Linked DNA regions of Mus musculus: region 1 is linked to region 2. The links are chromatin contacts, found by Hi-C or POLR2A ChIA-PET in ENCODE. All regions are on one chromosome and are shown on one strand. Each heading gives the region's core, a stretch centred on a gene start or an enhancer-like site at or near the end of the contact. The rest is flanking DNA. Distances are from core to core; before and after follow the strand shown. Region 1 holds the start of Hvcn1 (hydrogen voltage-gated channel 1). Region 2 holds the start of Ppp1cc (protein phosphatase 1 catalytic subunit gamma).

The links. Hi-C counts contacts between places; a loop is a spot of excess contacts on that map. ChIA-PET counts read pairs that join two places held with the same protein, here RNA polymerase II (POLR2A).
Region 1: POLR2A ChIA-PET joins it to region 2 with 15 read pairs in embryonic stem cell. The contact joins the promoter of Hvcn1 here to the promoter of Ppp1cc in region 2. A Hi-C loop is called at or near these places in 1 of 37 maps with a recorded cell type or tissue (v-Abl transformed pro-B cells). POLR2A ChIA-PET finds 5 or more read pairs at or near these places in 4 of 5 experiments (Patski and embryonic stem cell).

Annotation. Positions count from the first base shown.
Region 1 is chr5:122,206,549-122,211,965 of GRCm38, reverse strand. It overlaps Hvcn1 (hydrogen voltage-gated channel 1), which reads right to left and starts at 2,237. Exons shown (of 8, transcript NM_001042489.2): 1 at 2,045-2,237; 2 at 1,574-1,624.
Region 2 is chr5:122,155,679-122,161,540 of GRCm38, reverse strand. Ppp1cc (protein phosphatase 1 catalytic subunit gamma) reads right to left here and starts at 3,266. Exons shown (of 7, transcript NM_013636.4): 1 at 2,926-3,266. The coding sequence starts at 2,980.

The DNA.
Region 1 (5,417 bases), core at 988-3,487, 51 kb before region 2:
CAGGGCTACACAGAGAAATCCTGTCTCGAAAAACCAAAAAAAAAAAAAAAAAAAAGAAGAAGAAGAAGAATTCTCACGCTGGGCGTGGTGGTGCACACCTTTGATCTCAGTACTTGGGAGGCACAGGGAGGCAATCTCTGTGAGTTTGAGACCAGCCTGGTTTACAGAGTGAGTTCCAGGACAGCCAAGACTACAGAGATAAAACCTATCTCCAAAAACAGAAAGAGAAGGACGAGGAGGAAAGAGGAGGAAGAAGGAGAGAAGGAAGAGGAAGAAGAGAAGAAGAAGGAGGAGGAGGAGAAGAAATAATAATAATAGTTTGGGGAGGTCTAGCAGGGCTCTCAGCTTGTGTGAAATGCTGTAGTGCTCAGGGTCAAGTCATAGCAGGGGGGCTGGAGAGATGGCTCAGAGGTCTAAGAGCACTGACTGCTCTTCCAGAGGTCCTGAGTTCAATTCCCAGCAACCCTACGGTGGCTCACAACCATCTGTAATGGGATCTGATGCCCTGTTCTGCCATGCAGGTATACACAGAGCACTCATATACATAAAATAAATACATCTTTAAAAAATGAAAAGTTATAGCAGGGACATGATGGGGAGGGCCAAAGAGGATGGAGGTCTGGACTTGGGTGTAGTCATGGTGACACAGCATCCAGACTGGAGATCTGTGTAGGCCAGAACTTGTGACTGGCCTAGATGGAGTGGGAGTTGGGAAAGAAGGATGGAGGCATGCGCTACAGGCGGGAAAGCCTGGACAAGAAGTCCGGGCTTCTTCCTTCTTGCAAAACATGGCCACGGGAAGGTTGTGGGCTGCCCAGCAGCTCTGGAATTGGGTAAGACCTAGCCTAGAGATTTTCAAAACCCTGCCTTGACCAGCCTTGCTGCCAGGGGAGTCTTGGAGGCAGAAGTTGCCATCCTCAACCACGGCCTTTCTCAAGAAACCTCAAGCTGCTGGTGGGCAGTCAGGAAACACTGCAAAGCTCAGAGCGTCCCCGCCAACCTGAGATGAAATGCCCAGTAGGCAGAAATGCCTTCAGAGGGGCAAGGTTGAGCAGAGAGGAACGCAGCTCCCAAGGATCCCGTGCTAGGTTTGGGGGTGGGAGTGGGGATTGCTAGGCTTCTCCCCATCACCTCAGCATTCCTGGGAGGTAGGTGCCATTCTGAATGCCATAGGGCAGAGAAGGATACAGAGACACAGAGGCAGTGTCCCACCTCTAAGGCATGTAGAATCAGGTACTCGCAGGCAGTAGGTGCTGGGTAAGTGGTGGGGGCTTCAGAAGAGCAGAAATGCACGCTGTTGCTGTTGCTTCTCGGTCTTACAGTATAACCAGGCCCCAACCCACCCACCCACCATTCTTGTTCCTTGGCACTCCTGAACCCAACAGATAGGGCTTCGAATCATTTCAAGAAGGCTCCACTAAATTGGGTTTCTTCTTGCTAGGGTGCACCAGTGTGCTGACTCCTTGGGGGTCTGCTCTTGTGGTGCTAGCTGTATCTCCTTCCCTCCTGCTGTCTCCCTGGGGTGGCTGTAGGGCTCTGGGATGGAAAACAGGGCTTAGGGCTTCACACTCACCTGCTGGTAGTTTGCAGCACTCCTTTGCAGTGGCTGGCTGGCTCTCTCCACCTGTGTGAGGGGGACAGGGTTACTTCTCCACAAGTCACAAGATGCTGGGTGTGGCAGAGTCATGGCTGTGGATCCAGGTTAACACCCACCAGGAGAGGATGCGCCTGTCAATGCTCAATTCCCCGGGGAGGAGAGCGGGGTGGGCAGTCACAGTTCAAGAAGCAGCCAGGGCCTTGGTCACCCCACGGTGCCCCCTGGCCTAGTCCTCCACTCCCCGCCAGCCAAAATGGACAAAAGAGCAGCAGGGAATCACGAGGATGGAGGGTGGCCAGGGCTTCCTTCCTCCCTCCCGGGCCCCGCGGCTGGCGGGTGTGCAGAGCAGGGAGAAGATCGCAGCTGCCCTCAGCTCGAGATACAACTAAGGTTGGAAGGAAGAGGGGGGCGCCCTGACCTCCCCACCCCAAGCCTCATCCTCGTTACCTGGCAGCAGTCTGCTTAGCTCTGTTCTCATCCCAGGGTAGAGACTCAGGCACACCCCAGCTCTGAAGAGCCCAGGGGGAGGGCCCTTGCCTTTGGGGGTGTGGTGTGGCGGGAGTTTCCAGAGCTGCTCGAACTTATTGCTGCTGCAAACTCAAAGGCCTACGGAGGCACTAGTGTGCTGAGAGGCACTAACTTGAAGCGGCTATCAAATGACAAAGACCCCGGGAGTATGCACAGGGCTGGAACTCTCTTCCGGCTAATCCCACCCCACCCCCACTCAAACGCCTCATCCAAGGACCTCCTCCTCCCTCTCTCTTCCAAAGCTCCTGTGTTTACTGGAGGAGATGAACTCCCTAGCTGAATTCAGGGGGCCAACTGATGCAAGAGCAGGTTAAAGAGAAACTTTTTACCTGCTAATGGAGACAGTCCCAAGAAAGTAAGGGCAAAAGAAATGTATCATAAGCTGGTGGGGGAATGACTGAACCCACTCTCTCTGGGCTGGGAAGGAAAATTCAGGAGAGTCACTAAGAGACAGTGTGTGTGTGTGTGTGTGTGTGTGTGTGTGTGTGTGTGTGGAGGGGAAGGAGTGGGCTTCCTAGCACACCTATTCAGACCCACTGCAGCCCAAAAGCCCCGGGTCCGTGTAATGGAACCCAAACTTTAGCTTCTTCAGAACCCCAGCCCTTCATGGCTGCTGTGTGTGAAACTCTAAAAGCCAGTTTCCTTAGAGTTCAGTGACTTCAGCTTCAATTCTGGCCTAATTCAGCCGGTTATCCGCAACACTTGTTTCCTTGTAACCACCTGCAGGTGTGGGCTAGCCTCCCTTCCAGATGCTTAGTGCACAGCCCCCTTCGAGCTTAAGGCTGCATCTCCACGGGTGCTGCAATACTGTGTGGCACTGCACAGGAACATTATCTGCCTCCCATTGGTCTCTGATCCACTGGCTTCTACCAGCTCCCCTGTCCTCCATGCTGGTGGCAAGCTAGGTTGGATGGTGGCAGGACTCCTCAGAAATGTTGTGATATAACAGCCTCCTGAAAGTTCCTAAGGTATGGCCTGCTCCATCCTGAACTTCAGCCTTCTTGTGTTTCATCCAAAACTTATCTCTCAGGGCTGGAGAGATGCCTCAACGATTTGAGCACTTGTTGCTCTGCCCGAAGAGCCAAGTTTGGTTCCCAGCACCCACATGGTGGCTGACAACCAGGCATCTGATGGCCTCTTCTGGCCTCCACAGACAGTTGCATGCATGCAGTGCACAGGCACACGGAAAAAAATCAAAACTCTCCTACTTCGGGGTCAGCTAGACAGGGTGAGACAGTTCCTCCTCATGTCTGTAGGGTGAGGAAGGCCAGGGAGAAGGAACAGGAGTCCCTCCATCTAATGAACCACCTCAAAGCTGTGGGCTGACATCAGCAATACATCCTGCCATGAGTTACAAACAGTATAAGACAAGATATGGCTTCAGCTACCAAGACCCAAGCTCTGGACTCTCTGGCTGACTCCCTGTTGTGTGTACCTGTCCCTTTTAGCTTTCAACTTGACACAGCCTAGAATCACTTGGGAAGAGGGTCTCAATGAAGGACCGGCTACATTGGGTTGACCTGTGGGGATTGTCTTAAGACCCAGCTCACTGTGGGCGGCATCATTCCCTAGGCAGGCCTCCTGCAGCTATGTGAGAGAGGAAAAAGTTAGCTAAGCGATGAAACAAACAGGACTCATGAGTTATTCTCTCTCTGCTCCTGACTGTGGACATGAGGCTGCCTTGGTGTCCTCATTATAACAATGGACTGTGACTAGAACTGTGAGCTTTTTGTCAGGGTATTTGTGACTGAAACAAAGATGAACCTAGGACACCATATAAATTAGTGACTGAGTGTTGAAAGCCTGTGACCACTGCTGCTTTAAACACTGTATAAGATCCTGGCTGAATCAGTAAGGCGAGAAACAAGGAAGTTTGAAGATTGCAAAGCTATCGTCTGAAGTCATTGTGAATCCAGACCTGGGGAATCCCACAGAGACAGCGGACAGAGCGACTTCTGTCCCCATAGAACTCCCACTCTGGTTGGGTGGAGGGGTGAGGCCACTGATTGGTAAGACAGAACAGCCCAAAGAACAAATAATTTCAGGACCGCATTTCAAGGTAACCTTGTATACACTGAGAGAAAAACATTGCTCTGAAAAGAAGCCCCAGTTTGCAGAGACGCTTCAGAGTTGTGTGGTTGGATATTTGCTGGTTTGTTCTCAAGCATGAGGAAGTCCCTTTCCCCCCTCAACCCACCCCCACCACGTCCTTCACATTTCTGTTGTGTGAGGATCCATCACTGTCCAGGTATGGTGGTCCTGCCCTCCTGATGCTCACAGAACAGATCAAGTAAGATCTAAGCCCAGGGCCTGGAGGCTATTTCTGCTTGAGCTTTCTTCCCTCCTCCACCAGCAGGGAGAGAAGGCCACCTTCAAAGGCTCTGGTGTCTCCAGTATCTCGTGGTTGCAGCCGACCACTTCCCTTCCCAGAGCACCCAGGAGTGCGTGAGAAGAGGGAAAGGAAGCAAGAAGGGGGTGAGGTTTCAGCCAGGGATGGGTTTGGAGTTCCCAGAGTCACATCAGTTACCTGGACCTACCTCCATGTGATTCACTACCATCTGTGACAGCCCCTGAGTGTATGTATGTAGGTAGGTAGTTGACCATGTCTGAATGAGGCTTGGGGACCTGTGTGATGCTGCAGTGTGGCTAGGACTTGGAATGGAACTCAGAGGTAGAGCACTTACCTAGCATGTGAGGACCTGGGTTCGATTCCTGGCATCGGCGACACTTGGGCTGATGACGTCCAACCCCGTGCCCTGAGGCTGACTTCTGCTTGGTTGCTCAGAATGATCTGGAAAGATGGAAAGACAGCAGTTGCCATCAAAGAGGCCTGGAGTTCAATCCTTCCTCCATCCTGCCCGTGCCAGCTGGGTGATCTTATATTCATTCAACAAATTATCTCTGAGTGTTGTCTAAGTGCGGGCACTAAACCAGCAGAGGCTGGTGGGTACCACGGACCCGCATCAAGACTGCTCTGTGAAAGGACATAAAAGGACCAAATGACAGAGCAAATGCATTATACAAGGTAGGACAAGGGGAGGTCGTGGCTGAGCCTAACAGGTGGGGATGGAGGAAGTACAGACTGTGTTGTATGGCTGTGTTACCTGTCAATCAAAAAGCCTATGGCCCATGGCTTAGGCAGGAAATAGAAGGTGGGACATCCGGGAGGAGGAAGAATTCTGGGAGAGAGCCAGGCAAGGAAGCCACCTGGGAAGACGTGACAAGGCAGATGCATAGAACCTGAACACAGGCAACCAGCCACAAGGAAGAATGCAAGTTTAAATAAACGGGA
Region 2 (5,862 bases), core at 2,017-4,516:
GTGTGGGTTAGCCATGTATGTGTGTGCCTTGAGAAGCTGGTGTCTGACTCCTTGGTACTGGAGTAGCAAGCACTGGGCTACCTGGGATGAGTGCTGGAAGCTGAGCTTGGATCCTCTAGATGAGTACTGTGTACTCTTAGCCCTAAGACAGCTTTCCAGTTTTTTGTTTGTTTGTTTTTGGAGACAGGGTTTCTGTGTGTATCCCTGGCTGTTCTAGAACTCACTTTGTAGACCAGGCTGGCCTCGAACTCAGAAACCGGCCTGCCTCTGCCTCCCAAGTGCCGGGATTAAAGGCACCCGGCTCCAAGGGACAAATCTTATCTCCCCCTTTCAGAATTAAACCCTTATTTTTTTTATACCATTCTGTTATATGCATGTGTGCAAGGCCATGCTTGCTGGAGCTGTTGGGGGTGGGGTGGAGACAACCCTCAAAGTCTGGTTCTCTCCTGAATCTCATGTCAATCCAGAGGATCAAATCAGGACTTCAGGATTAAGGGCAAGAGCCAAAACCGGCTGAGCTATCTCTAGATTTAAAGGTTTTGAAATCATCACAACCCCAATGCCAGCGTCCTCTGATTGAGAACTATACGCATCCTGAGCAGATCCTGTGGCTTCCGTCAAGCAAGTCCATAAGTTAGAAACAAATACATATACCACCCAGCCAGTCATTCTCAACGTGTTTAAACAGTGGCTTACTCTGTTAAGTTCAACAGAAAAGAATAAACCAGGCCAAACATGGTAGTTCAGCTTTGAATGCCAGCACTCAGGAGACAGAGGCAGATAGATCTCTGAAAATCCAGGCCAGCCTTTGCTAACACAATGCTACCCAGTCTCAGAACTTAAAAACTATTAAGAAACTATGAGAAGACAGGGGTGGTAAAAAGTTTTTAATCCCAGTACTCTGGATAGTTGAGACAGAGACCAGCCTGGGCTACATAATGAAACTGTCTCATTTAAAAAGGGGGTGCTGAAGCCGGGCGTGGTGGTGCACGCCTTTAATCCCACACTCGGAAGGCGGATTTCTGAGTTCGAGACCAGCCTGGTCTACAAAGTGAGTTCCAGAGAAACTCTGTATACAGAGTATACAGAGAAACCCTGTCTCGAAAAACAAAGACAAAAAAAAAAAAAAAAAAACCAACAAGAAAAGGGGGTGCTGGGGGAGTGAAGTGATGGTTCAGCCGCTAAGAGTGCTTGATGTTCTTGGAGATAAACTGGGCTCCATTTCCAGCACCCATATGTGACAGCTAACAACTATCTGCAACTCCAATACCCAAGGACCCAATGCCCTTTTCAGACATTCATAAGGGTAAGACATGCGTACGGTGCATGCATGTGCGCGCACATGCACACAAACAAAATACATACAGAAAATTTAAAAAAATAATTAAAAGAGGGAGAAAGGGAAGCTGGTGAGATGATTTAGTCAGTAGAAAATCTGCTTTGCAAGCCTGACCTGAGATTGATCCCCAGAATCCACACAAAGACGCCCAACTACCCTCTAACCTCCTCACGTGTGCTTTGGTCTGTATGTATGCACACACTGCATAGGAAAAAAATAAGTCAGGCTGAGTGGCCTATAAAATCTAGTATGTGAGACGAAGCAGAAGGATCAGAAGGTTAACTCAGCTCTGGCCCCTGAGAGAGACCCTGTAATAAAAGGAGGCATGGTAATAAAAATGCCTTTAATTGGGGAGGGAGAGGAAGAAGGATCTGTGAGTTTGAGGCTAGCCTGGTCTACACAAAGAGTGCCAGGATAACCACGACTGGAGAGACCATGTTTTAATGAAACCAAAGCCAAGAAACCCTATGTAAACAAAACATTAAAGAGGAGGCAATGCTCTGGGCAGTGGTGGCCCAAGCCTTTAATCCGTGCCCTAGGGAGGCAGAGGCAGGCGGATTTCTGAGTTTGAGGCCAGCCTGCTCTACAGAGTGAGTTCCAGGACAGCCCCAGGACCATACTGAGAAACCCTGTCTTGAAAAACACCCCCCCGCCCCCCGGGGAAATGCCCAGATTTTAAAAAGACACCTTTTCCCTTTTCTGTCAGTGATTTACTTGAAGACATCTACCACCAGAATTGCGCAGCTGTCCACCACTCCAAAAGTATTTTGGGCCAAAGCAAGCTAGTGTCAAGAGCCCAAATCAAGGTTACTGGATCTTCTCCTCTTTAGCTTCAGCGGATGTTGTGGGATCTGTGATTAGCAGGATCCAGACCTATGTCAAATTTGAAATCTCCAAAGTAGGAAACCACACGGCAGAAACCCCCAAGTCGGACAAAAGGAAAGCTGGGTTTTTGTTTTTGAACCTCTCCTCAACCACTGGACATCCTGGGTTCCCACGGGGTGAACAGTTGGAAGGCGGCAGGTTCTCTCTAGGTTCCTAGCTACCCCGGGGTTTGAAACCTGACTTTTAACTGTTAATTCTTGGTCCAGCGAGGTCTTGGGAGTTTCTCTTGCGAAACCCACTTCCAGGATAATAACAACACAGCACCTACCTGGCGGGTGCTCGCTGAACGCGGCAGCGTCCCCCTGTCCTCAGGGACACAACAATCTGATGATCAGAGAGAGCCACACTGTCACCCGGACTGGGTCCGTGTGCGGATGCACGTTCAAGGGGGAAAGAACGCTGGAGGATGGATGGCTTTGAGGGGAGGGTGGAGGGGGTAGGAAAATGCAGGAGACGGACTCTCATCGCACTGGGACGTCGTCCTGCCAAGCCAAGTCCCTCTGATGAGTCCTTGGACTCCAGATGATAAATGTGAAAGCAAGGACAGGGGAGTGATAAAAAATAATGGGGTCCCCAAACCCGGAGGCGCTTGTATGCGCGCCCCAGATCCAAAGCGGCTTCCGAGAAAAGACCGGCCCCTCCACTGGGCCTGATCCCCCACCGGCCGGGCCTGCCCCGCCACCCACCCGCGCGCCGCTCACCTTCCAGCAGCCGTTGGATGATGCTGTCGATGTTGAGTTTGTCGATATCCGCCATCGCCGTCCCGCCGCCGACCCTCCCGCAGCAGCAGCAGCAGCAGCGGCGCCGCCGCCCGCTCGCCCCGGGGTCTCACTCGTCCTCCTTCCTCACGCCACGAGCCCCACGAGCGGTGGTGGCGGCGGCGGCGGTGGCAGCAGCAGCCGCGGCGGGTCCACCCCCCCCAGCCGCCCCGCTCCGCTCCGGGCTTCCTCCTCCTCTCGCCACTGGGAACCACGAGAAGAACAAGATGGCCGCCGACTCCTCAGGCCAGCCTCGGGCGGCGCACGGATGCGCGCGCGGGAGTGCAGCGGCCCGGCCGGGACTTCTTTACGGGCCCATAGAGCGCGCGGGAAGGGGGCGGGGCCGGCGCCGGGAAGGGGCGGGGTTTGAGCGCGTAGGGCGGGGGTGGGGCGGAGCCCGGGCGGAGACGGTTGAGCGCGACTCCGCCACCGCGCGCGGGATCCTTCCGCCAAACGGGCGGGGGAAATAGACCCCCTGTGGCGGGAGAGGGAAGTTGTGAAGTTGGCGCGCGCAAGTTGAAGGTGGACTTTGTCAGTCTGCTGCGCGCTGCGAGGCTCACCAGCTCCTTCCGGCTCTGCTGCTTGGGGACAGAAGTCTGACCGACATGGCGGGGTGGGAGTTCAACACTGAATCACCCCTCGGAGCCAATCTGGGGTGGGGTTGCTTGCCTGTGGAGAATCATAAAGAGGAGGAGGTTGGAACGTTGGGGATTCAAATACTCTGGCACATTGGTGAACAAGAAGAGCTAGATATACGGCTCCGTGGTGAGAATGCTTGTCGAGTATGTGTGAGACCTTGGGTTCAATTCCCAGCACTGGCAAAATTTCATAATACTGCAATAAAGCATCTACGATACAATATTTGGAAAAAAGAAGCCCCCAAGATAAGCCAAAAAAATGTTAATCCACTGTGAGTGGCACATTAAGTAATTTGTGTGAGCTTCTTGTGTGCGCTAATGCTCTTTTACATTTTAGAGAGAGGTTGGGAGAATTCTGTAAGGGTTGCTACTACCTATCTTTTGAATTATCTTTCTTGAACTCAGAAAGTTATATAATAATTTAAGAGATTTCCCCTGTATTTAGCCGGAGCTGGGTTGAATGAGCGTGCCGGAGCAGATAAAATGGGAATTTGCACATTTCCTGGGAGGTTGCTGTGCGTGCGCTCTGGGCCTCAGCGCATTCATCTGCTGCTTGCCTCTAGCTTCCTTGACTCCCCAGGGGCACCCCTTCACCTGAGGGGTCCCCAACTCTGCTGCCTCGCAGGCTAGCTGCCTATGGAAGAAAAATGCACACCCATCTGACCCATTTATCTCTTCCCAGTAGCACGCCAGAAAATTTACAAAATGTTCTCCCCCAGCCCCACCTCCAGTTCATGTTTCTCAAAGCAAGAGGGATGGATCTGAGGATTCCTTTCCATGAATGCCTTGCAAGGTTGTCTCCCCATAGAGAGACTCATTTTCTACAAGCTCTGTCTTCCCGTGGCCCCGCAGCATGGTGTGTGATGCACCCATCTAGATCTGAGCCCTTTTCCTGATGCTAGCCCCCGACAGTGGGGTTTCAGGATTCTCCCCAGCTCTCCTCAGCCCTCTGCTCCACTTTGCCCACTCACCAACTCATTGTCCCAAGCTATGGTTTTGCACACCATTACACAAATGGTCATTCATCACCCCAAGGCAGCTGGTGCACCAGGCTTCTTGACATCCTGGGGTCGATGCTAAGCCCTGCTGTGAATCTGTGGAGGTCAATGTGGTCTTCACTGAGTTTTTGGAATCTTGGACTCCCTCCAGGGCAGGGTAGCTTCCCAGGGACACCATAGGGCCAGGGATATGTAAGACTGATTCACAAGGAGTGTCTATTCTGGGTGGAGCAGGTTGAGCAAGACAGAGAAAGCCTTTCTCTCCCCCGGGAGACTCATTTTGTGGGATGGAGAGACAAACACACACCACTCTTACTAGTATGAGCCAAAATCTGTCTCTTTGTGGGAGGCTATCTAAACAGCTCTGCAGACAAGAGATTCCCTCCATGCCTGCCAACCAATTAGAGTTCCATGCCCCACATCCTAATGGAGAGAGAGGAAGCTACCACAGGTTGTCCTCTGACCTTCTAGCAGACGTACATATAAAATAAAATATGATGAAGTAGCTGGGCATGGTTAGATAGGACTTTATTTCCAGGACTGGGGAGGCAGAGGTAGGCAGATCTTTGAGAATTTGAGGCAAGTTCCAGACCAGTCAAGGCTAACAGCAAAATCTTGTCTCGAACGAAACAAAGTCAGCTGATGGAATCCCCGATACAATCCTAGAGATGATATATTCCCACCGTTCCCATTTTACAGATAAAGTTAGGCACGGAAAGGCTGGGTTGTTTGCTGAAGGTCACACAGTTGCTAAATTCCAGGAGGAGGACTAGAACTGGGCAGAGCCTGAAACAACAGCCTTTTGTTTAATAAGTCCCTAAATGGAGCCTTCGGAGCCCAGCAGACTTTGGCACATAGGGTGTGTGTCACTCCTGGGGAAGCAATAGAAAGATTTAAAATGTTTATGCCCACACATTGTGTCATAATTATCTAGATGCCAAGTGACAGGTATGTATGTCATCCCATCCATGTGGTGAGGGGTGAAGGAAAATTACAAACCAAGCTGATGATACAGGGGACATGTTCCCTCCAGAGTTCATAGCCATGCCCCAGAGTCCATAGCCACACCCCAGAGAACTGGCTCTCTTGTGAGTAAAGAAGCTCACATTAGAGAGCCTGAACTTTGTCCAGGAACCTGTAGCTATCAGAGGGTGACCTTCAACTACTGATCCTCTTGCCTGCACCCCCAGAATGTTGAAATCCAATGTGTGGTCCCTGAACCTGCTGAATGTCATGCTGGAGAC